2 separate regions of the Homo sapiens genome follow, and region 1 is linked to region 2. Evidence: chromatin loops called from intact Hi-C (ENCODE). Cell type or tissue: thyroid gland. All regions are shown on one strand. Links, peaks and the distances in the headings refer to the core of each region. The heading gives the core; the rest is flanking DNA. Region 1 has its middle 86 kb from the start of MAGI1. Region 2 has its middle 15 kb from the start of MAGI1.

Evidence for each region. A loop is a pair of places that touch in the nucleus more often than their neighbours do. Peaks named below come from ENCODE experiments on the same cell type or tissue, not always from the same donor. Only the 100,000 strongest peaks of a DNase experiment are listed, where the experiment ranks them.
Region 1: a loop joins it to region 2, with 2.3 times the contacts of the local background. A loop is called at or near these places in 7 of 110 quality-filtered maps.

The regions. Positions count from the first base shown.
Region 1 is chr3:66,118,848-66,131,702 of GRCh38, reverse strand. No RefSeq gene overlaps it. Among named protein-coding and RNA genes, the nearest start is that of MAGI1, 86 kb to the right of the region's middle. In thyroid gland, for the core only: no CTCF peak of the experiment used is centred there; no DNase peak of the experiment used is centred there; H3K27ac peaks cover 599 bases.
Region 2 is chr3:66,047,164-66,060,018 of GRCh38, reverse strand. No RefSeq gene overlaps it. Among named protein-coding and RNA genes, the nearest start is that of MAGI1, 15 kb to the right of the region's middle. RefSeq lists an enhancer at 3,418-3,940. In thyroid gland, for the core only: no CTCF peak of the experiment used is centred there; a DNase peak (open chromatin) is centred at 6,338; H3K27ac peaks cover 2,835 bases.

The sequences.
Region 1 (12,855 bases), core at 2,439-10,438, 72 kb before region 2:
AATTGTATGTGCTGAAGTTTTATACAACTAACAGTGCGGTAGGTTTGTTTACACCAGCATTACCATAAACTTGGGAGTAATGCATTGTGCCATTGATGTTAAAGGCTAGTCAATAGGCAATAGGAATTTTTCATCTCCTTTATAATCTTTATGGAACCACCGTTTTATACACTATCTTTCGTTTACCAAAACATCATTATGAGGTTCATGACCGTATAATCAATGCTTAATTGGATTTAAACCCACATCTATTCAGTTTCTAAGTTGATGCCTTCTCCCTTATGCATTACCTCCTTATTGAAAAATAAGCTTGTATTCTTTTTAAAATTGACTTTACGGACAGGTGTGGTGGCTCACGCCTGTAATCTCAGCACTTTGGGAGACCGAGACAGGCAGATCACCTGAGGTCAGGAGTTTGAGACCAGCCTGGCCAACATGGCAAAACCCTGTCTTTACTAAAAAATACAAAAATTAGCCGGGTATGGTGGTGCATGCCTGTAATCCCAGCTACTCAGGAGGCTGAGGTGGGAGAATCGCTTGAACCCAGGAGGTGGAGGTTGCAGTGAGCCAAGATCACACCACTGTACTCCAGCCTGGGCGACAGAGCAAGACGTTCTCAAAAAAAAAAAAAAAAAAAAAAAAATTGGCTTTACATGTTTATTTTAAAAATAATTCCAGCTATGGCCGGGCGCGGTGGCTGAAGCCTGTAATCCCAGCACTTTGGGAGGCTGAGGCGGGTGGATCACGAGGTCAGGAGATCGAGACCACGGTGAAACCTCGTCTCTACTAAAAATAGAAAAAATTGGCTGGGCATGGCGGTGGGCGCCTGTAGTCCCAGCTACTCGGGTGGCTGAGGCAGGAGAATGGCGTGAACCCGGGAGGCGGAGCTTGCAGTGAGCCGAGATCGCGCCACTGCACTCCAGCCTGGGAGACAGAGCGAAACTCCGTCTCAAAAATAATAATAATAATAATAATAATAATAATAATAATAACAATAATTCCAGCTATGTAAGAAAACACAATAAGAAAGTAAAAACTACTCAAATTCCCACCATGCAGTGGTTAATACTTGGATATATTATTTTCAAGGTTGTTTTGATTGCTGTTGTTTTTGTTTTTGAGATGGGTTCTCACTCTGTCACCCAGGCTGGAGTACAGTGGCGCAGTCACAGCTCACTGCACCCTCAAGCTCGTGGCTTCAAACAATTCTCTCACCTCAGCCTCCCAAGTAGCTAGGACTACAGGCACATGCCGCCATGCTTGGCTGTTTTCCAGTTTTTAAAATACATCTTACAAAACTGAAATCATCTAGTAATAACATTCTATAACCTCCTTATTTTCACTCAACAGGATATCAGTACCATTTTTTCATTAAATATTTTAAGAACATGGTTGCTTATCACTGCAAATAACTCCTTCATATTAATGTACTAATTTATTTAAATGATTCCAGTAACATTTTAAACCAATTTTGGTTATCAAAATCTTTCATCTTAGATGTTTATTCTATAAGTGGAGTTATTGCGTGAATAACTCATAGAAATCAGAAATTAAGACTATAAGGTTTCCAGCCTGGGCAACATGGCCAAACCCCGCCTCTACAAAAAAATATAAAACTTTGTTGGGCATGGTGGTGCACGCCTGTAGTCCCAGCTACACAAGAGGCTCAGGTGGGAGGATTGCTTGAGCCTGGGAGGTTGAGGCTGCACTGAGCAGAGATTGTACCACTGCACTCCAGCCTAGGCAACAGAGTAAGACCCTGTCTCAAAAAAAAAAAAAAAAAAAAAAAAAAAAAAAAAGACTATGTGTTTTATCAACAGTTGCCTGTGCAATGGGCTAAAGAGCAGGGACTTCCAAACAAAGAAAAAAAGAGTTATGTATAATAAAGTATAATAAAGATATTAACGTGTCTGAATGCTTTATAACACACATTTCTTTTTTTTTTTTTTTTTTTTGAGGTGGAGTCTCACTCTCTTGCCCAGGCTGGAGTGCAGTGGCGCGATCTCGGTTCACTGCAAGCTCCGCCTCCCGGGTTCACACCATTCTCCTGCCTCAGTCTCCCGAGTAGCTGGGACTACAGGCACCCGCCACCACACCCGGCTAATTTTTTTGTATTTTTAGTAGAGACGGGGTTTCACCATGTTAGCCAGGATGGTCTCGATCTCCTGACCTTGTGATCCGCCTGCCTCGGCCTCCCAAAGTGCTGGGATTACAGGTGTAAGCCACTGCGCCCGGCCTATAACACACATTTCTTAAAACTAAAAAGAAAAACTTTTCATTTAGGCAGCACTTACACAATACCAAAAGATTCAGGTCAAGAATGAAAAATGATGAAGATGGAAAATTATCAGGCAGTTTTGTCTAAGTGCTGAATCATCTGTATGATTTTGGTAATATCTGGGATGAAAGTGTACTTAGTCTTTAAAGTACAGGGGGAAAAACAATACAACCACGCTGCAATCTAGAAATGAAATGCAATGAGATATGTTTTGAACATTTCTATATGAAGCATAAAAAGTCACTGGGAAATGTGAAGTAAGGTGGTATTACAACCACAATGTTCACTGACATTTTTCCACCCTTCACCCTGTCGAGTCTCTTGCAAGCAGACTTGAACACACCTGCTGAGTTGGGTCTAGCCAGAATTTTATAGGAGCTATAGTTCTCAACACACAAAAAGGGGTTTGCTTGCATGTGTAGCATATATTAGATAAAGGATAACTATAGCATAAAAATATTGGGAGAAAAGAGCTGGCAGCAAGAAACCATACAGCAACAGCCTCAAGAAGAAATAGGTTCAGTAACATTTAAATTGCTTATCGTGACTAGCCAGCCTTGCAGATGTAAAAAGCACCTTTCTCCATAACAACTGACTTACTAACATGAGCATGTGAGAGCCCTTCTAAGGCTATGTGGATTAGAATGTGGCATACCAAGAGTTTCACCCAATGCCACAGAGATCTTCTTCTTTGATAGACTGGCTAATAGGTTAAACAGAATTTTCCTAGAATTATTCCCTCTCTTATAAGTTGCCCATATCTCACTTATTTCCCTGAAAAAAAAATTTTTTTCTGGCATTAAGCTTTTTTTTTTTGAGATGGGGTCTCGCTTTGTCGCCCAGGCTGGAGTGCGGTGGCACGATCTTGGCTTACTGCAGCCTCCACCTCTTGCCTCCCAGGTTCAAGACATTCTCCTGCCTCAGCCTCCTGAGTAACTGGAATTACAAGCGTGAGCCACCACGCCCAGCTAATTTTTCTAGTGTTAGTAGAGATGGGGTTTCACCATGTTGGCCAGGCTGGTCTCAAACTCCTGGCTGCAAGTGATCTGCCCACCCCGGCCTCCCAAAGTGCTGGGATTACAGGTGTGAGCCACCTTGCCCCAGCCACATTAAGCATTGTTAGGCTTTAAAAAACAACAAGGCCGGGTGTGGTGGCTCACGCCTGTAATACCAGCACTTTGGGAGGCCAAGGTGGGTGGATCACCTGAGGTCGGGAGTTCAAGATCAGCCTGGCCAACATGGAGAAACACTGTCTCTACTAAAAATACAAAATTAGCTGGGCGTGATGGCGCATGCCTATAATCCCAGCTACTCAGGAGGTTGAGGCAGGAGAGTTGCTTGAACCTGGGAGGTGGAGTTTGAGATGAGCCGACATCGTACCATTGCACTCCAGCCTGGGCAACAAGAGCGAAACTCTATCTCAAAAGCAAACAAACAAACAAACAAAAACAACAACAAGCAAAAACTCCCTCTCATGCTCCATTCCGTGATCATTTACCATTATTGTCAAGGAACCACCTTAATTTTTGCTATCTGTGAGAGAGAGGAGGGAGGGAAGGGAAGGGGAGAGAGAAGCACCAGAAGGAGAAAAAAACCTCATCACAGCTCTGAGAGAATGTTTAGGAAAAATAAGGATGATTTATCCCACATCTTGAAGGCTGGATTTTAAAGAATTAGGTAGACATAGTTATATGCTTTCTTGACTGGGATTACATTATAACCAACAAAGGATTGGTAAAATCACAGTTGATCTTGGCAAAGTCGCCTCTGCCTCATCATTCAGAATTCAGCTCCGATGTCACTTCCTTGGAGAGCTGCTCCTTTGACTCCCAGGTATAATATAGAACCTGAGTCAACTTCTAACTCCCCCTTATTATTAAGGACCCTGCACAGCACTTGTGGCTATTACATTTGGAATTTTTTACAAGTTGGTGTGTGTTTGCTTCCTTGTTTTCTGTTTGCCTGCACTATAGTGACAGCTTCAAGAGAACATGGTTATTAGTCTTATGGACGGTATTGCTAGTCACCTACCCAAGATGCATTTAATTGTACCCTACTTCCCAAGTTTGTTTACAGAAAACAAGGAGCCCATCAAAGAAAACAAAAGCAAACAAATGCTACATTTCTTAGCTCCCCTGCTGCTAGGGGTAGCCACAAGATGTGCAAAGAGATACGACCAGAAATTGTTGTGTAGAGCTTTTCGGGAAAGCATCCTGGAGGGAGGAATCCTCTGGAACATACCTTCTCCCCTTCCATTTCCCCTTCCTTAATGGAATACAGACACTGCTGGAGGGAGAGCAGCAAGCTGGGACGACATAGAGAAGGTAGAGGCAGGCATGGTCCCCAGTGGCCCCTTGGAGCCACTGCGCAGGCACTGGACTGTCTGTGTCTAGACTTCTAATTACAGGAGAAAAATAAAACCCTTATTTGGTATAAGCCATTGCTGTCGGTGTTTCTGTCATTCCCTGACAAAAGTCATTCCCAGTTGATATATCGCAGTATTCCTAGTACTTTGAACAGTGTCTGGCACATGGTAGATGTTCAACATTTGTGGAGGGGGGTGAGATTGAAGGTTATTCACCATCAGGCCCTAATATAAAATAATAGATATATATTGGAGTTCGAAGATGCCAATTAACCATATTCCTCATTCCTAAGGATTCCAAGTCAATTGACAATAGACGCAGAAAATAAGAGTTTCTAAATGACCTTTCACTCATTCATTCATTCGATATTTATCGAACTCCTATTATGCAGCACACACCATACCAAGCAATGCGGATAAAGCAGCAGATGTAACAGACCAAAATGCCTGCCCACGTGGTGCCTTTATTTAGTGGTAGAAGAAAGACCATAAACAAGATATATGTGTGTTCTAGGAGTTGGGGGACGATTTGAAGAAGAGAATCACAAAAGTCCTCCCTGAAGAGTCATTTGAATATAGTTCTAAGGGAGCAATATGGGACTATGCGAGGGAAGAATATTCTAGGCAGACAGTAGAGCAAATCTGTGGGCCTGTCGTGGACATTTTCAAGGTCTTGACCGTATGCCTCAAGTTTTCCCATTTTAGTGCCAGCCTGATGTCAAATGACCAGCATCATCACCCCTTATGCCTGAAGGCCTTCTCTGGGCACTGGACCCTGCCTTACCCCAGGCCTGAGACAGTCCCCTCAGGAGGGCTAAGATTGTTCACCCCCGAAGTGCAAGCTCTACACCGGCTCCCAAACCTTGCCAGTGGAATTGAGATCAGTTGCCCACAGGGGTAGTTGGCTGAGGGGCACGCCCTTTCCTTTCCATCTCCTTTCCCAATTTCCTTCACTTTCCAAAAAAACAATTTATATTCAAATCCTTGTCTCCAACTCTGTTCCTGGTGGAGGACACAAAGTGAGAAAGACCCTGAGTTTGGATATGTAAGGAGGCCGGGATTGCTGTACCTGAGGGAGGGAATGGAGAGAGTGACATAGAGTCATGGCACAAGGTCTTGTAGGACCCCACACACTCCAGCTTTTATGCCAAGATAGGAAGCCTTTGGAGGGTTTGGGGTATGGCCTTGACTTACGTTTTAAATGTTCACGCCAGGCGCCATGGCTCACACCTGGAATTCTAGCACTTTGGGAGGCCAAGGTGGGTGGATTGCTTCAGCCTAGGAGTTTGAGGCCAGGCTGGGAAATATGACAAAACCCTGTCTCTACTAAAAACACAGAAATTAGCCCAGTGTAGTGGCACACACCTGTTGTCCCAGCTACTTGGGGGACTGAGGCAGGAAGATCGCTTGAACCTGGGAGGTCAAGGCTGCAGTGAGCCGAGATGGTGTCGTGACACTTCATCCTGGGTGACAAAGTGCAACCCTGTCTCAATCAATCAATCAATCAGTCAATCAATCAATCAATAAATGCTCACTCTAGCTGCTGTGCTCAGAATGGGTGATAGGAGACAATGTCGGAAGCAGGGAAACTTTTTTTTTTTTAAATAGAGATAGGGTCTCACTATGTTGCCCAGGCTGATCTTGAACTCCTGAGCTCAAGTGATCCTCCTGCCTCAGCCCCACAAAGTGCTAGGATTAGAGGCAAGAGCCACCACACCCGGCCTGGAAGCAGGGAAACTTCTAATAAGGAAACTATTACAACTAGTGCAGGTAATAAATGATCGGAACTAGGGTCAGAGTGGTAGCTTTATGACTGTCAAAGCTGGAGTGAAGAACACTGCCTAGACACAATGCCAGCATGATCTTCCCGTCCCTGGTCACCTCAGTTGAATTCATCCTCCAGTAGAGCAGCTGGAAAACCTCAGACCTCCAGGTGCTGAGCAGAGTCAGCATTCACAAAGTCACACACTAGGGTCTGAGTCCTGGCTTCATCACTTACTACCAATGTATCTTTGCCCAAGGTGCCTAATGTCTCTAAGGCTAAAATATATTACCTACCATATAGGACTGCTGTGAAGAATTAAATTAAACGAGAGAATGTTTGTAAATTGCTGAGCACAATGCTTGGACCAATAAATTACAGCTTTAATATGATCATTCTGATTATCATACTTCATCAATTATAAGACATCATAGCTACTAAATGCCTTGTTATTTATCTACCTCCAAGGAAGAATAAAAATGAGGCCACTTAAATATGACGCAAGGTCTTAATGACAGTCCTGCATTACACATGAATGAGACACATCAGCTCTTCCCTGCTTTGAAGTATCTTTTTTTTGAGACGGAGTCTTGCTCTGTCACCAAGGCTGGAGTGCCGTGCCACGATCTCAGTTCACTGCAACCTTTGCCTCCTGGGTTCAAGCCATTCTACTGCCTCAACCTCCCCAATATCTGGGATTACAGGTATGCACAACAACGCCCAGCTAATTTTTATATGTTTAGTAGAAATGGGGTTTCACCATGTTGGCCAGGCTGGTCTCAAACTCCTGACCTCATGATCTGCCCATCTTGGCCTCCCAAAATGCTGGCTTTACAGGCATGAGCCACTGCACCCGGCTGAAGTATCTTTCATCTGTTCCAAGGAATTTGGCCATTTCTCCTGCCTTCAGTTGCATGATGTGTGATGGGAAATGCTTTTGCATATATCTGAGAAACAGCATGAACTCAGTATAACTGGCAGCTTCATCTCCTTGAGGTTGTCTGTCTTCTTAGATTCCTTCCACAAAACACTTAGAGGAATTGATGTCATTCCTCCTTTGACAAATATTTGTTTCAATAACATCATTTGCACCCTGCTACTTTACTTCTGTAGCCACGAAAACTGTGAAAACCGTGGATATAATAACTTTTCTTTTTAGTGCTGAATCACTGTGTATTCTTTCATAAAGTATATAAATGTCCATGAAACTGAACATGTATGGTTCCAACCATGGGCAAAATGTCATTGAAGCAACACTTTTGGATGTATCTGACTAAGTTAACAGATTCATAAGCAAGAAAAACTACATCATGACCCAACAGAAATGGATACTCATGTGTGCTAAAACTCACATACTATGTTTTTAGCAGCAGTAGGGGAGAAAAAGTAAGATCTTTTCCTCACCCATCACAAGGTTCATGGCTGAGGCCCCTGTAACAAAAGGTGACCTAACAAGAGAAAAGCATACAGATTTATTTCATGTAAGTTTTATGTGACATGGGAGCCTTCACAAAAGAAGACCTGAAGAAACAGATACAAGTGTGTACTTTTATGAAGAATCATGTCAAAGTATAATTGGAGGACAAAAGGGTATGATCTAATGGGAATAAGCTGGGGGGAATTTACAAGGTCTATTTCTTCAGATTCTTCTTGGCATCTCTGTGTCTTCATTCCTTTCCTCCAGGTATAGGGAGGACCTCTCTGGAAGGAGAGTCTAATCACCTACTCTCAGGGGAAGGTCAGCTAGTTTTCATGGACTACATTAGGGGAGAAGGGTGAGACAGATCAGAGAGACCTTCTTGCTTCTGTGGTTTTCTCAAATGCCAAGGTGCCATATTTTGGACGTAGCATGTCCTGAACCCCATTCACAACCCTATTCATAAAAGCCTCAGACTGGAAACCTCCCAAATATCCATCAATGGCGGAATAGAGAAATGTTGGTATATGCGTACTATGAAATACGCAGCAATGAGAATGAATAAAAAAGTACTAGCAACAACATATGTAAACCTGACAGATGTAATATGGAGAAAAAGAAACCAGATAACAAAATACAATTCCCTTTCTATGAAGTTCAAAAACAATCAAAACTCATCTATGCTGTCAGAAGTCAGGAGAGTTGCTACTTGCGGTGGGGGTGGAGTTGAATAATGACTGCTTTTGAATAAGAGAGGAGCATCTAAGAGGCTGATAATGTTCTCTTTCTGGAGTTAGGTGCTGACAACATGGGTGTGAACGGCTTATGAAAATTACAATTCACTGAGTTGTGCACTTATGACTTTTTCTGAAGTTATTTTCATTTTTTTTGAGACAGGGTCTCACTCTGTCACTGGCACTGGAGTGCAGTGGTATAACCATAGCTCACTGTAGCCTCGGATTCCTGCGCTCAAGCAATCCTCAACCCTCAGCTTTCTCAGTAGCTGGGACTGCAGGCACGTGACACCACACCTGGCTAATTTTTATTTTGTAGAGATGGGGGTCTTGCTATGTTGTCCAGTCTGATCTCAAACTCCGTGCCCCAAGCAGTTCTCCTGCCTCAGCCTTCCAAAGTGCTAGTATTACAGGTGTGAGCCATTGCACCCGGCCATTTTTCTCTAAGTATACTATAGATCAAAAAAGTTAAAAATACTGAAGACCCAGAGTGTGTTTACATATTTATATGTGTATATATATAGATATATACACACATACATACACATACATGTACATAGCTATGTGTACATGAGTGTATATAACTATAAAACTGATCTTTATTGGGATGAAAAAGTGACACTTGAGTGAGGGATGACTTGTCACATCTTATAAAATTTTACTGATTGAAATTTTATGTAAAACATACTCAGAAGGCTGAAGCAGGAAGATTACTCGAGGCCAGGAGTTCAAGACCATCCTGGGCAAAATAGCAACACTGTGTCTCTAAAAAATATATATTTTTTTTATTGAGACAGAGTCTCACTCTGTGGCCCAGACTGGAGTGCAGTGGCGTGATCTCGGCTCCACTTCCCAAGTTAAAGTGATTCTCCTGCCTCAGCCTCCCAAGCAGCTGGGACAACAGGGGCACACTATCACACTCAGTTAGTTTTTAATTTTTTCGTAGAGAAAAGGTCTCACTATATTGAAAAATATTTTTTTTAAACTTTTCTGCAAAACAAAACAATCAACACTTACTTCATTCTTTGCCTCTTGCATGTAGTTGCAATCAGAAACATTTTATTGAATAAGTAAAATAACTTTCTTTTTATAATTTTATTTTTGTTTTCTTTCAAGAAAAATTCCCATTGAACCTGCATGCACCCCAAACACTCACCTATGCTATGTACTGAAGTTTGCTCTTCGTTTAAAGTGTTTTTATCTAGTGGTAGTTTTCCTCAGATAATTAGGACTTCCTGTGAGTGGAAACCGCTGCAGAAACACAGCAGAAGAAACAAAAATTTCTTCCTTGGAAAAGCTTGGAAAGTATTCCTGCAGAAATGTGTAAAACTGTGGCTTCTGACACAAGAATCCTCAGCTCAGAAGGTCAAGGCTCAATCATTAGATGAGATGAGACTGATGAACTAGAGGAATGCCCAGGATTCAATGGCATTGTTTTCTCTGCACACTAGAAAATTGTCTCTTGTTATTTAGGCTGCAATTTACCAAACTTCCAGTCATTTCCCTTCACTTCTGTAATAGCCAAGGAGGTGAAGAAGACTGAAATATTCTCCCCAGGAATACCCAACCTTCTTTTCCTACACACTATAGTGTAATTACTTTTCATATGTTCTTACATGCTTGGCTGCACGATTCAGTTTACATTCCTACTCCATGAGTAGATTAATTTATCAACCAGTTGAAAACTATCAACAGACTTCCAGATACTCCAACTAGATTAGAAGAATCACCCAGCCCAGCCCAGCCCAGCCCCGTCTCTGCATCTGCGAAATCATGACATATAAGAAAACGGGGGCCGGGCACGGTGGCTCACACCTACAATCCTAGCACTTTGGGAGGCCTAGGTGGGTGGATCACCTGAGGTCAGGAGTTCAAGACCAGCCTGGCCAAAAATATTAAAAATACAAAAATTAGCCAGGCATGGCGGAGGGCACCTGTAATCCCAGTTACTTGAAAGGCTGATGCAAGAGGATCACTTGAACTCTGGAGGTGGAGGTTGGAGTGAGCTGAGATTGTGCCACTTCACTGCAGCCTGGGCGAAAGAGCAAAACTCCATCTCAAAAAAAAAAAAAAAAAAAAAGAAAAGAAAAGAAAATGGTTGATGCTTTAAGTCACCGGGTTTTGGTGAAGTGTGTTATGCATCAATACATAACTGGAACAGCAGCAATTTGTTTCCAATGATGGGTAACTATAAGGAAATACACTAATTTTTGTAGATTTGGGAAAAGACTGAGAAACTTATTAACCCCAAGAGAATTGCAAAATAAGATAACTGAAATAAATCTTAGAGACCCATTGGTACCAATGGGTCTTTTATTTTATCAATTTTTTTTTTTTTTTGAGACAGAATCTTGCCCTGTTGCCCAGGCTGGAGGGCAGTGGCCCAATCTTGGCTCACTGCAACCTCTGCCTCCTAGGTTCAAGCGATTTTCCTGCCTCAGCCTCCCGAGTAGCCGGGATTACAGGTACATGCCACCACACCTGGCTTTTTTTTTTTTTTTTTTTGTAGCGATGGGGTTTCACCCTGTTGCCCACGCTAGTCTTGAACTCCTGAGCTCAAGCGATCCGCCCGCCTCAGCCTCCCAAAGTGCTGAGATTAGAGGCGTGAGCCACCACACTAGCCTCTGATTCCTTTTTGTTTATCTATTTTTTTTGTAAGAGACAGGGTCTCACTCTGTTGACCAGGCCGGAGGGCAGTGTTAAGATAATAGCTCAGTGCAGCCACAAACCCCTGGGCTCAAGCAACTTTCCCACCTCATCCTCCCAAAGTGTTGGGATTACAAGCATGAGCCACCACGTCCAGCCCCAACCTTTACCTTTAAAGTTTCAAGGTCAGCCCGTGTTCCTCTGCTCTTTTCAAATACACTCAATCCTTTGGTAATTTCTTTCAGTCTCATGGCTTTAAACATCATCCATATATCCTTAACTCCCAAATTATATCTGGCCCAGACCTTTCACCTGAACTCCAGACTCGCTTATTAAACTACTTACTCAATTTCTCCTCTTGGATGTCTAATACATATGTTGAAATTCGCCTGGCCAAAACTTGACTCCTGTCCTTCCACCCCACCCCTAACTTGTTCCTCATGCAGTCTTCCATATTGCAGCAAATTTCAACTCCATTTATCCAGTTGCTCTGGCCTAAAACCTTGAATTTCATCCTTGCATGCTCTCTTTTTCTCACTTTCTGTAGCCTATCCACCAGAAAATCCTGTCGGCTCCATCATCACAATGTATCCAGAATCCAACCGCTTCTATCACTTCTGCTAACAATAAACACCCTGGTCTAAGTCATCATCATCTCTCCCCTGGATGAAGCCACAGCTCACAGCAGCTGGAGGATGGATGCCCCTCTAAGTAAAGGGGATTTGAGCAGGGCACTGACAGCATCCACTCCAGTGACAGCACACAGAGCTGCACCTACCACCCATGTCATCAGGCTCTCCATGTTAAAGCTCTTTGCCTTGCAGCACAGATACTTACTCACTCATTTGACAGACATATTGTAAACCAAAAAGTATCTGAGACAAGTCTCAATCACTTTAGAAGTTTATTTTGCCAAAGTTGAGGACACACCTGGTAGACAAGTCTGTACCTTTCTCCAAAGATGACTTTGAAGGCTTCAATATTTGAAGGGGAAAAGCAGGCTGTGGGAGAAACAGGGAGGGTACGGTCACATTCCTGAATCCACACGTTGCAAGAGAAAAGGAGCAGGTAAGGGAAAAGCTTACTATGTGTCCTTCTTGTTCTCAATAAATTGTCACTTTCCACAAGATAAGGTGAACACAGAGTGGAGACATTTAACCTTTAATCTGCTGCTATCCGCTTAGGAACAAAATGAAAGGCAGTTGCTTGCATCATGACTCAGCTTTCAGCTGAATTTTTTCCTTTTGGCTTAGTGAATGAGGGTCCCAGAGTTTTTATTTTCCTTTCACAATATCCTGAGCACTTACTCCACGCCATGCGCGTTTCTTTTTTTTTTTAGACGGAGTCTCACTCTGTCGCCCAAGGCTGGAGTGCAGTGGCGTGATCTCGGCTCACTGCAACCTCCGCCTCCCGGGTTCACGCCATTCTTCTGCCTCAGCGTCCAAGTAGCTGGGACTACAGGCACCTGCCACCACGCCTGGCTAATTTTTTGTATTTTTAGTAGAGATGGGGTTTCACCGTGTTAGCTAGGATGGTCTTCATCTCCTGACCTCGTGATCCGCTTGCCTCGGCCTCCCAAAGTGCTGGGATTACAGGCATGAGCCACTGAGCAAGGCACGTGAGATTCTTGGAGCTCATACATTTGCCCCCTAA
Region 2 (12,855 bases), core at 2,964-10,963:
TAGTTATTAAATGCTTTCTATCTCTATAGAGTAAAGGCTCAATAAATGATACATTTGTTGGGCTCATACTGCCTTTTTCACTTAAAAGTATTGAATAATCTTGCATAGAAATGACCCCCTTCTGGTACACATCCAAGATTGAGTACTGAAATAACTGTAAAACTCTCATAGGCAGTCTCTTAAGTACAGTTACACATCGCTTAACGAGGGGGTCATGTTCTGAGAAATGTACAGGTAGCAGATTTCCTCATTTTTTGCACACCGCAGAGTACACTCACAAAAACCTAAATGGAACAGCCTACTACACACCTAGGTTTTATGGGATAGCCTGTTGTTCCCAGGCTGCAAACCTGTGCACCATGTTACTGTGCTGAGCACTCTGGGCAATTGCAACAGAATGGTAAGTATCTGTGTATCCAAACATATCTAAATATAGAAAATGGGCCAGGCCTGGTAGCTCACGCCTGTAACCCCAGCACTTTGGGAGACTGAGAGAGGAGGATCCCTTGAGCCCAGGAGTTTGAGACCAGACTAAGCAACATAATGAGGTTCTTGTCTTGATGAATTTTTTTTAAAAAAACTAGCTGGGCGTGGAGGTGCACACCTGTGGTTCCAGCTACTTGGGAGGCTGAGTTAGGAGGATTGCTTAAGCCCGTGAGGTGGAGGTTGCAGTGAGCCATGATCACACCACTGCACTCCAGTATAGGAAACAGTAAGACCCTGTCTCGAAAGAAAGAAAGAAAGAAAGGAAAGAAAGAAAGATGAAAGAAAGAAAGAAAGAAAGAAAGAAAGAAAGAAAGAAAGAAAGAAAGAAAGAAAATGTATAGTAAAAATACAGTACTAAAATCGAATGGGACCAATGTTGTATATGCAATTTGTCACTGACTGAAACATTGTTATGTGTTGCGTGGCTTGTGTTAATAGGTCTAAATAACCACAGAGGACTAGACATTCATTGGACCTATCACCTGCTTCTTAAATAAGCATGTGATATTAGGCCCTGGAGGTAACAATCAGCACTTAAAATACTCCCTGGCACATACTGACTGCCCCAAAATATTTGTTGATAAATGAATGGATGGATCAATGAATGAGAAAAAGAAATCTATCTATTTGTAGGAGAAAAGAGGGTTATATGCCAAAAACTAAGCAACCAAACCCAGTTTTTGAATTCTTCTACTCAGCATCTCAAATTTAAAACTTTTGGTTCAACAGCCTGTGTTTACATAGGCTATTGTTTAGAAGAGTTGATACAGCTTTCAAACAAAGCAGCATGTACAACACTTGTTGCAGCTTTGTATATGGTAGCTAAAGGTTACAGCCTGTAATCCCAGCACTTTGCGAGGCCAAAGTGTGAGGACTGTTTGAGGCCAGGAGTTCAAAACCAGCCTGGGCAACATAGCAAGACCCTGTCTCTATAAAAATCTTTCAAAATTAGCTGGGTGTGGTGGTGCGTGTCTGTAGTCCTAGCTACTTGGGAGGCTGAGGCAGGAGGATCTCTTGAGCCCAGGAGTTCCTGTTACAGTGAGCTGTGATTGCACCACTGCACTCCAGCCTGTGTTACAGAGCAAGACCCTATCTCAAAAAAAAAAAAAGTTAACAACCTAAATGACTCCCTGTAGGAGCTTGGTTAAATAAATTACAGAACCAAAAAATGAAATAGTTTGCAGCTGTTTAATAATTTTAAGTACACTTCCTCAGATACCTGAGAAGGTATTTGTTGCTGTTGCTTCATTTCACTGATTAAACAAATTCCCCCCACCACCCATTTACAGGTAGGGTTCATAGCAATAAAATGAAGAATGAAAAATTTTGGTCATGTTGCCCTGTTTAAGAAGCAGCTTAAATATTTTCTGATGCGGAACAACCTCTAAGATACATTTCTGAGCAAAAATAGCAACGGTAATATAGTACCATTTGTGTAAATTAAAGGGAAGATCTATGCACAGAATATCTTAGAAAGTACACACAAGGAAATGTGCAACAACTAAACTGTTGCCTTTGGAGAGAGGAACTGAGATGAGTAGGATGGATACCCTCTTCTCACTGTATACCTCTTTGTATGGTTGGCATTTTTCTAAAAAAACACACATATTTTTACTTAGTCAAAATTTCATTTTTATATTTAAGGGATAAACTCTTGGAAGATTTCACTTAAAAACAAAACAACTTAAAAGAAGATGGATCTTGGAGCAATTCCACCCTCATTCTGATATTCTATAGATGCTGCTGTATTTTTAGAGTGCACAGAACTGTTTCTGGATTTCTATCACCCTTACCAGCTAGGACAATTTGGATACCAGTTACAGAAGTTCCAATTTAAACAATAAATAGAATCTAGGGCCTTACCTAGCAGAAAAGTCTAGAAGCAGAGTATGCTTCACATGTGATTTGATTCCAGGCTTGACCCCTGTTTCTCTTCAATTCTTTCAATCTGGCCTCCTCTAAATTAACACTGTCCCCAGGCTTGGATCCCCTCTTGGTGGCAAAAAAAAAAAAAAAAAAAAAGTCGCCCCCCACCCCACCAGGCCCTGTACCTACACCATCATCACCAAACTGTGCAGAATGAAGGGTGCCTCTGTCCCTGCATTACAAGTACAACCAACCAGCATATTTTATTTATTTTTATTTTTTGAGACAATCTTGCTCTGATGCCCAGGCTGGAGTGCCGTGGTATAATTTCAGGTGACTGCAACCTCCACCTCCTGGATTGAAGTGATTCTCCTGCCTCAGCCTCCTGAGTAGCTGGGACTACAGGCATGCGCCACCACACCTGGCTAATTTTCGTATTTTTGTAGAGATGGAGTTTTGTCATGTTGGACAAGCTGGTCTCAAACTCCTGGCATCAAGGGATCCACCAGCCTTGGCCCCCCAAAGTACTGGGACTACTTCCCTGTATGTTGCGGGAAGTCAGGAACATGAAACGGAGGGACCGGCTGAAGCCATGGCAGAAGAACGTGGATTGTAAATCTTTCATGGACATTTATTAGTTCCCCAAATTAATACTTTTATAATTTCTTATGCCTGTCTTTACTGCAGTCTCTGAACATGGATTGTGAAGATTTCATGCACACTTATCACTTCCCCAATGGATACCCTTGTCATTTCCTATGCTTGTCTTTACTTTAATCTCTTAATCCTGTCATCTCGTAAGCTGAGGAGGATGTATGTCGCCTCAGGACCCTGTGATGATTGCGTTAACTGCACCAATTGTAGAGCATGTGTGTTTGAACAATATGAAATCTGGGCACCTTGAAAAAAGAAAAGGATAACAGCAATGTTCAGGGAACAAGAGAGATAACCTTAAACTCTGACCGCCGGTGAGCTGGGCGGAACAGAGCCATATTTCTCTTCTTTCAAAAGCAAATGGGAGAAATATCGATGAATTATTTTTCTCAGCAAGGAATATCCCTGAGAAAGAGAATGCGTCCCTGAGGGTGGGCCTCAAAAATGGCCCCCTTGGGTGTGGCCATTTTTTATGGTCAAGCTGTAGGGATGAAATAAGCCCCAGACTCCCATAGCGCTCCCAGGCTTATTAGGACGAGGAAATTCCCGCCTAATAAATTTTTGGTCAGACTGGTTGTCTGCTCTCAAACCCTGTCTCCTGATAAGATGTTATGAATGACAATGCATGCCGAAACTTCATTAGCAATTTTAATTTCGCCCCATCCTGTGGTCCTGTGATCTCGCCCTGCCTCCATTCGTCTTGTGATATTCTATTACCTTGTGAAGCACGTTATCTCTGTGACCCATACCCTATTTGTACACTCCCTCCCCTTTTGAAAATCACTAATAAAAACTTGCCAGTTTTATGGCTCAGGGGGCATCACGGAACCTACCGACATGTGATGTCTCCCCTAGACGCCCAGCTTTAAAATTTCTCTCTTTTGTACTCTGTCCCTTTATTTCTCAAACTGGCCGACACTTAGGGAAAATAGAAAACAACGTACGTGAAATATCAGGGGTGAATTTTGCCTGATATCTGGCTGAATTTCCCCCGATACCTGTAGTTACAGCTACTTGGGAGGCTGAGGCAGAAGAATCACTTGAACCCGGGAGGCGGAGGTTGCAGTGAGCCGAGATCATGCCACTGTACTCCAGCCTGGGTGACAGTGAGACTCCATCTCAAAAAAAAAAAAAAGAAAAAGAAAAAAGAATACTGTTTTACCATGTGGTCATTTCACTTATTAATACAAAGTATTAAATGAGCAAAGGAGCACCCATCTATGATATGCACAATCACCAAGTCAAGATAGAAACCCTGCCCCAACTCAGTATCATGAATGTCCCATTTGGATTCCTTTCCCCCACGGAAGGAGTTCCCCATGGTCCTGGTCAGCTTCTATCTGTGGTTTTGAAATAGAAATCACAGCTTTGAATACTGCCGAATTTGCTGGCCTTTTCTAAACCTGGAATCTGGCAGAACCAACTACTCCCAAAATGCAAGCTGCATTTTCACTATTGAGGCTTTCAGATGGTTATGTCAGATTGTTTGAGTTGTTAGACAGCCAGTCAGCCAGTCAATAAATACAAACTGTGCCCTTTCTGTGTGCCACATTCTGAGTAGGTACTTAGCATGCAGTAGTTAACAAGACAGGGTCCCAGCTGCCCCCCTACCCCTTGCCCAGCTTGGTCCAGCAGGGAAGGCAGACGGCAAACATATTTATTTAAACAGCTACATACAAACTGCAAGAAATCCTGTGTGATTTGTCCCTTGCTCCTGTCTTTCAGCTCCTCAAGGATGCCTCCCCCCTCATTCTCTGCAAGTCAGACACTGGATCTTTTATTTCCTAAAACTAGAGCTGTTTCTTTTCACCCCTGTGAACAAAGACTCTTCCCTCTATAAGGGAAACACCCTTCCAGTACCATATTCTTTTGTTGTTTTTTTGAGACAGTCTAGCTCTGTCAACCAGTTTGGAGTGCAGTGGCAGGATCTTGGCTAACTGCAACCTCTGCCGCCCAAATTCAGGCGATTCTCGTGCCTCAGCCTCCCTGCTAGCTGGGATTACAGGGATTACATCCCATGGCCAGCTAATTTTTGTATTTTTAGTAGATATGGGTTTTACCATGTTGGCGAGGTTGGTCCCAAACTCCTGGCCTGAAGTGTTCCTCCTGCCTCAGCCTCCCAAAGTGCTGGGATTATAGGCATGAGCCACTGTGCCTGGCCTGCAGGAGTATGTTTAATGTCTGCTGGAAAAACCTACTTTTCTGAGAATATGAGGGCTTTCAATGCCTGCTCAATTATTTTGTCTCTTGTCACAAGACACAAAGGATATCCTTGTTCTTAGGAAATACATACTAAAAATAATATTTAATATTGAGGATGATTGGTTAAAAAAAAGGAACCTGGGTGCAGTGGCTTATGCCTGTAATCCCAAAACTATGGGAGGCCTGGCCTCTTCCAGTACCATATTAATCACTTCTTCTTCTCTGGATTTCAGTTGAAACTACATTTCCTAAGGGAATACTTCCCTCAGATTCGATCAGGTGTCTTTATAGTGTCTTCCAGCCATGTCTGCATTTTCCGCTTGGCACACAGTCCCTTTAGAATTAGACATTTATTAGGCAGATATTTGATTACTATCTGTCTCCCCAGCCAGACTCTATGCCCCATGAGGGTAAGAGTATTTGCCTATTGTTTTCCACTTTGCTTTTCCATGCCACACCAAGCAGACTGTCATCTCAGGGCCTTGGTTCTTGCTGATCCTACTGCCCAGAACACTGTCTCCCAGATAGCTACTTGATCCACACTCTCACTGTCTTCAAACCTCTGCTCAGTTCTGAACTTAGCCACGAGGCTTCCCCTTATCACCTTGTACATAACAACAATCCTAACCTTGGGCATCAAAAGTCCCCCTTTCCCCCTCCATAGCACCTATCTTCAGAGACTCTATTTTCTACTTTGTGTATTGCCACAGTAGAATGTAAGCTCCATGAGAAGAACGCCTTTGCCCAATTAGTTAAGGGCTTTTCCCCCACTAGTTCAAAAGTGCCTGACATATCTTAGGTGCTCAATAAATATTTATTGAATTAAAGGACGAATCATTACCTAAGGTGTAGCAAATTGGCACATGATAAGCCTTGCAAATATTTTGGGAATGCCTGCATGAGGACGTACACGTGCTGCTAAAACAAATACAAGACATTTAACCTAGTTGGAGGAGTCACGTAAGGTAGAATGGAATAAGAAAGAGGGGGCTGGGCACAGTGGCTCAAGCCTATAATCCCAGCACTTTGGGAGGCTGAGGCGGGTGGATCACTTGAGACCAAGAGTGCAAGACCAGCCTGACCAACATCGTGAAACCCCATCTCTACTAAAAATACAAATATTAGCCAGGCATGGTGGTGTAGGCCTGTAAACCCAGCTACTCCAGAGGCTGAAGTGGGAGTATCTCCTGGGCTTGAGCCCAGGAGGTGGAGCTTGCAGTGAGCTGAGATCATGCCACTGCACTCCAACCTAGGCAACAGAGTAAGATCCTGTTTCAAAAATTAAAAATAAAAAAATAAAAAAATAAAAAGAAAGAGGGTTTCAGCCCTTTTGATGATGTTAATCCAGTAGGTCAAATGTCAGTCAAACTTTCTTACAGTTGGTGGTTAGACTAGAATGTACAAACAGGAATGGGAATAGTGTTAAACCCTTCACTCCCCAAATTTCCATCTCTCCCAACCCCCTTGCTCTTCAACATATTTTCATTCAGCTGGCAGTTTTTGTAGTTCTGCAGTTTCTTGCCAAGAACAGAGATTGAAAATGTCCCACAGAGAAATCAGCATCAGGGTTAACCAACTGGAAGCCAAACCCTGCAGTTATTTTCCAGCGTTCCTCAACTCCCAGGAGAATCAGAGCAAAAAAAAAAAGGAGCAGAGGTTAGAGGGCAGGGTTCTAGAAGTGTCATTCTCTTACATACAATGTCTGAGTTGTGTGGGTGGAGGGACTGTAGAGGGTATGGAACAGAGAGCCTTGTGCCTGAATCTTTTGGGAGATGAATTTCCTCTCCCTCTTTACATGTTCTGGTCTTTTACTTACTAATGATACTAAAGGAGCTATATGGTTTCTCCTGGAGCTGTGTCAGGATTTGCTCCATAAATTACCTGGGAGGATGCCATATGCAAATACAAGAAGAAATAGCAGTCTTAGTATTCATGGTGACAGCTTAGTTATCCTCAGGGGAAGGGAAGGAGAAGTAGGTATCTTTTTTCTTAATAAAGTTTTTCCTATCACCTCCGAATTCCATAGCTGTTCTTGGAAACAGGTTGGAATCAGCCTAGAAATTTTAGTAACAACAATTTAGCCTAAATTTCAACATAATGCCATATAATAGTTATAGTACATTGCTATACTCCTTTGGAAACTACTTTAAAGATCTATTCACACAATACTTTTCTGGGATGTAGGAAGCCTCTCAAGGAGATAAAAGCCATTCAAAATATGATTGTTATCTCCCTAAACCCAGATCAGTTTGCTTTTAATGTAGTTATCACTAAGAAGATTAGCAACACTCAATTCATACACAAAGAAAGAAAGAAAGGAACAAACTATATATTAACCATCAACATCATTATTGTTAGGCTAAATGACACCTCATGTGAAAAGTATTTCATAATAATAGCAATCATACTCATTTTATGGTTGAGGACAGTGGAGCTGATATAGGTTATAAGACTTCTCTGAGGGCTGGGCTCAGGCCTGTAATCCTAGCATGCTGGGAGGCTGCAGTGGGTGGATCGCCTGAGGTCAGGAGTTCCTGGTTCAAGCGATTCTCCTGCCTCAGGCTCCCTCCCAAGAAGCTGGGATTACAGGTGCCCGCCACCACACCTGGCTATTTTTGTATTTTTAGTAGAGACACGGTTTCACCGTTGACCAGGCTGTTCTTGAACTCCTGACTTCAAGTGATCCACCCGCCTTGGCCTCCCAAAGTGCTGGGATTATAGGCATGAGCCACCATGCCTGGCTGAGCATGGGCTTTTATAACTGGCAGAATCAAAGCCCTGTGCTTTCACATAATGTCTAGACATCCTCAGGCAAGTCTTTTTTTTTTTTTTTGGAGACATTGTTTTGCTCTGTTGCCCGGGCTAGAGTGCAATGGCATGATCTCGGCTCACTGCAACCTCTGCCTTCCAGGTTAAAGAGATTCTCTGAGATCGTGCCATTGCACTCCAGCCTGGGCGACAGAGCGAGACTCCGTCTCAAAACAAACAAACAAACAAACAAAAAAACCCATGCTCTAAATCAAGATGTTCTGAGCACTATAATATTTTTATTTTCTGTAAGTTATATGTTTATATTATATACCACATTCTATATTATTTTAATATGTCACAACTTTGTAATGTTGCCAGAGTGGTTTTTTAAAAATTATTTTAGGCCGGGCACAGTGGCTAGCACTTTGAGAGGCTGAGGCAGGTGGATCACTTGAGGTCAGGAGTTTGAGACTAGCCTGGCCAACATGGTGAAACCCCGTCTCTACTAAAAACTACAAAAATTAGCCAGGCGTGGTGGCAGGCAACTTTAATCCCAGCTTCTCAGGAGGCTGAGGCAGGAGAATCACTTCAACCTGGGATGTGGAGGTTGCAGTGAGTCGAGATTGCACCACTGCACTCCAGCCTGGGCAACAGAGGAAGACTCTGTCTCAAAAAATATATATGTATTTAAAATTTATTATTATATATATATATTTTAAAAAAACAGGTCTCACTATATTGCCCAGGCTGGTCTTGAACTTCTGGACACAAGCAATCCTCCCGCCTCAGCCTCTCAAAGTGCTGGGATTGCAGACGTGAACCACTGTGCCTGGCCTTTCTTTTTTTTTAAATGAATTTTAGGTAAAATTGATATAAAATAAAACTCCCCATTTAACCATTGTAAAGTATATGACTCAGTAGCATTTAATAAATTCATAATGTTGTGCAACCATCACCACCGTCTAGTTCCAGAACCTTTTAATCCCCTCCCAAAATAAATCCCATAACCCTTAAGGAGCACCATCCTCACTCCTCCTGTCTTCAGCTCCTGACAACTACTAATGTATTTCCTGTTTCTGTGGATTTGCCTATTCTGGACATTTCATATAAATGCGATCATACAATATGTGGTCTTTTGCATTTTCCTTCTTCCACTCACCAATGTTTTCAAGGTTGTTTTATGTTTGAGCATGTATCAGTACTTTCTTTCTTTTTATGGTTGAATAATATTTCATTGTATGGATATACCGCATTTATTTATCTATTAATCCATTGAGGGACATTTGGGTGTTTCTGAATTTGGCTGTTGTGAATGTTACTTCTATGAACATTTTTGTACAAGTGGTTTGTTTGCACACCTGTTTTCAGTTCTGTTGCATATATATATACCTAGGAGTGGAATGGCTAGGTCATACAGTAATCCTATGTTTGACTTATTGAGGAACTGCCCACTGTTTTCCACAGCAGCTACACCATTCTACAGTCTCTCCAGCAATGTATGAGGGTTTCAATTTCTTTGCATTCTCACCAACATTTGTTATTCTCATTTAAAAAAAAAATATACTCATCCTAGTGGATGTATAGTGGTATCTCCTTGTGATTTTGATTTGCATATCTATAATGACTAATGATGTTGAACATATTTTTCATGGGCTTCAGAGTGTTTTAAGATAAATTTTAATTTTAGAAAAGTCTTAGGTTTATAGAAAATCTGCAAAGATTATATAACAGTATGTTAGTAACACAATCCTCATGTAAAATGTACTGGAAGGTATCTCTATGCTTCCTCCACTTCTTCTGTCTTAGGCCTTAAATTTTTTGATAGAGAAACATGTCATTGGAGCACACTATAGTTATATATTTATTTAGAGATGGTGTCTCACTCTGTCACCTAGGCTGGAGTGCAGTGGTGTGATCATAGCTCACTGCATTCTTCAGCTCCTGGGCTCTAGGGATCTTCCCACTGCAGCCTCTTGAGTAACTAGTACTACAGACATACACCACCATGCTCGGTTAATTTTTATTTTTGTAGAGACAGGGTCTCCTTTTGTTGCCCAGGCTGGTCTCGAACTCCTGGCCTCAAGGGATCCTCCCACCTTGGCTTCCTGAGTAGCTGGGATTACAGGCATGAGCCACTGTACCTGGCTCACACTATAATTACTAATGAAGGCTCTAGCAATATTGCTTATTTTGCCTTAAAACCATAGGGTAGATATTACAGGGATGTTAGAAATTAATAAATGGAAGTATATAGCACAGTGGTTAAGAACATGGTCTTGGTCCTTAGTCTCAGTGACAACAGGTCTGAATACTGGTTATGTCATCTTTGGCAAGATACTTAACCTCTCTGAACCTCATTCTAAATTTGTAAAACAGGGATAGCATCTACCTTATAGTGTCATGAGGATCAAATGAGAATGGCATTGAAAGCACTTATGTGCAGTGTTAGGCACATTGTAAACACTCAATAAATGAGATGTTTACTTTGTTTGCTTGCATTTACTTCATTTTATTTTTGAGATAGACTTGCTCTGTTGCCCAGGCTGGAGTGCAGTGGCACAAACATGGCTCACTGCAGCCTCAACCTCCCGGGCTCAAGCGATCTGCCTGCCTCGGCCTCCCAAAGTGCTGGGATTACAGGTATGAGCCACCATGCTCAGCCTACATTTAAAAGCACAGAACAATCACCTAATTTGTCTGTGTTCTCATAGTTGTTTAGGATCCATGGAAGACCATCATTCCATCTCAAGGTCCTTCATTCATTCACGCATGTATTCATTCATTTTTCAAATATTCATCGAGTCCATGTTGTGGGTCAAGTTGGCAAGGAGCTACCAAGGTAAATAGTAGTCAAAATCATTGAACCAGAAGCAGAAAAACCTAGAATCAAACCCCAACTGCCATTTCCTAGGTTTGTGATGCTCTACAAGTTACATAGCCTTATCAAGCCTCTGTTTCCTCACCTGTAAAATGGGAATGCTAATACTCCCTGCCTTATAGGGTGCAGAGGATTAAATACATGTATCACATAACGCATTTACCAAAATGCTCAGCACCATGAGCACTCCCTCAAAAAACGTTAGCCATTGTTGCTATTGTGGTCATGATTTTTGTTAAGACAAAGACAAATTATTGTAAAGATTTAATGTGACAGTAAATGCAAAGATTTGTAGCAGTGCATGCCATGTTGTAAATGTGTCTCCATATAAATGTTATTCTTCTTTTGATTTGTTTTTCATCCATTTAAAAATGTAAAGCCATTCTTAGCTCATGAGTCAGACAGGGATAGGTTAAGGAATGGATTGACTATGGGTTGTAACCCCTGGCATAGGGCATTGTAGGCAGAAATGATAATTTTTATTTTATTTTATTTTATTTTTTTTGAGACAGAGTCTCACTCTGTTGCCCAGGCTGGAGTGCAGTGGCACTATCTAGGCTCACTACAACCTCTGCCTCCCAGGTTCAAGCGATTCTCCTGCCTCAGCCTCCCAAGTAGATGGGTTTACAGGTATGTACCACCACGCCTGGCTAATTTTTGTATTTTTAGTAAAGACGGGTTTTCACCATGTTAGCCAGGCTGGTCTCCAACTCTTGGCCTCAAGTGATCCACCTGCCTTGGCCTTCCGAAGTGCTGGGATTACAGGCGTGAGCCACTGTGACAGGCCCAGAAAGGATAATTATGGTTTCATGAAAAGTTTGTTTCAACCATATGTATATATGTGTATGTGTGTGTGTGTGCTAGTGATAAAAATACATCTCCTATTGCAAACAGCAATCAGAAAAGTTTGAAAAACATGACTCTAGAGAAGGTTCTCAGCTATCTGGATAGCAGTATCAGGAAATACCAGCTTGCCTTAGCAAGCAGATTGCATAGCTTTAATAGTTTCAGGCTTTAGTGGTATCAATTCAAAAAGTGAAGTCATACTGAGATTATATGATAAAATTAATAACTTAAGGAAGGTAAGTCTAGTCTAAAACAGTCTAGTCTCAAGCCAGGTAACCCTGTATTGTAAGTGAGTTAAAAAAGAAAAAAAGATTGTTTTCTAGTTTTTGCTTCCATCACTCAGCTGTGAGTATTCCCAGCACTCTCAGAGTTCTAGAGGCAAGGTCACAAGATCAAGGTCAAACATCTGAAAAATGTAGATGCTGTGAGTTTGGAAGCAGAAACATTCCCAAGCATATGCCAGCTTGTGCATTCAATAAAGCAGAGGGCTAACTTAATAATGAAAATTGCAGGATCTTCCAACACTTGGCTTAATTCAGCAGTTCTCAGCTGCATCTAAAATCCCTGGGGTACTCCAACTCGGGCAGGCTGAATATCCAAGCCAGGAGTGTCAGGAATGTTCAGGACACAAGGACTCCAAATTTGGGCACTGACTCCCCCGGGGATGTTGCTCATAACCACTCTGGGTTTGTCTAAGTCTCCCCTCAGTTAGGCAACAGTCCATAAAAATGAGTTTAAAATTCTAGGAACGTGCTAAATCTGGAAAGTGAGTAATACATTATCTTTCTGAGTCCTCATTCATCTGGCTATACAGTTTGGTGGGGGCCAATTTTCCAAAGATGGCACAGTTCAAGGAGCAAGGTTGCTCAGACTCCAGATTGCTTCGTTATCCCGAGTCATTTTTCAAAACCCCACCTAGTGTTTGCTGGATCAGCTTTGTGGCAAGATAGCATTGTCCTTTATGGAACTATATATTCACATCGTGGGCAACTTTAACCACCTTAGAACTCTGTGAATGCCTCCATAAAACATATCTTTGAGTATCATAATGTAATCATAAAGCTGGACTTTGTCTTTCACTTCTCAAAATACTTGTAAAATAAATTAGAGGAGAGGAGACAAGAAATTCTTCTAACAATGGCACTTTTAATTTCTAATGCCATGTTTACAAA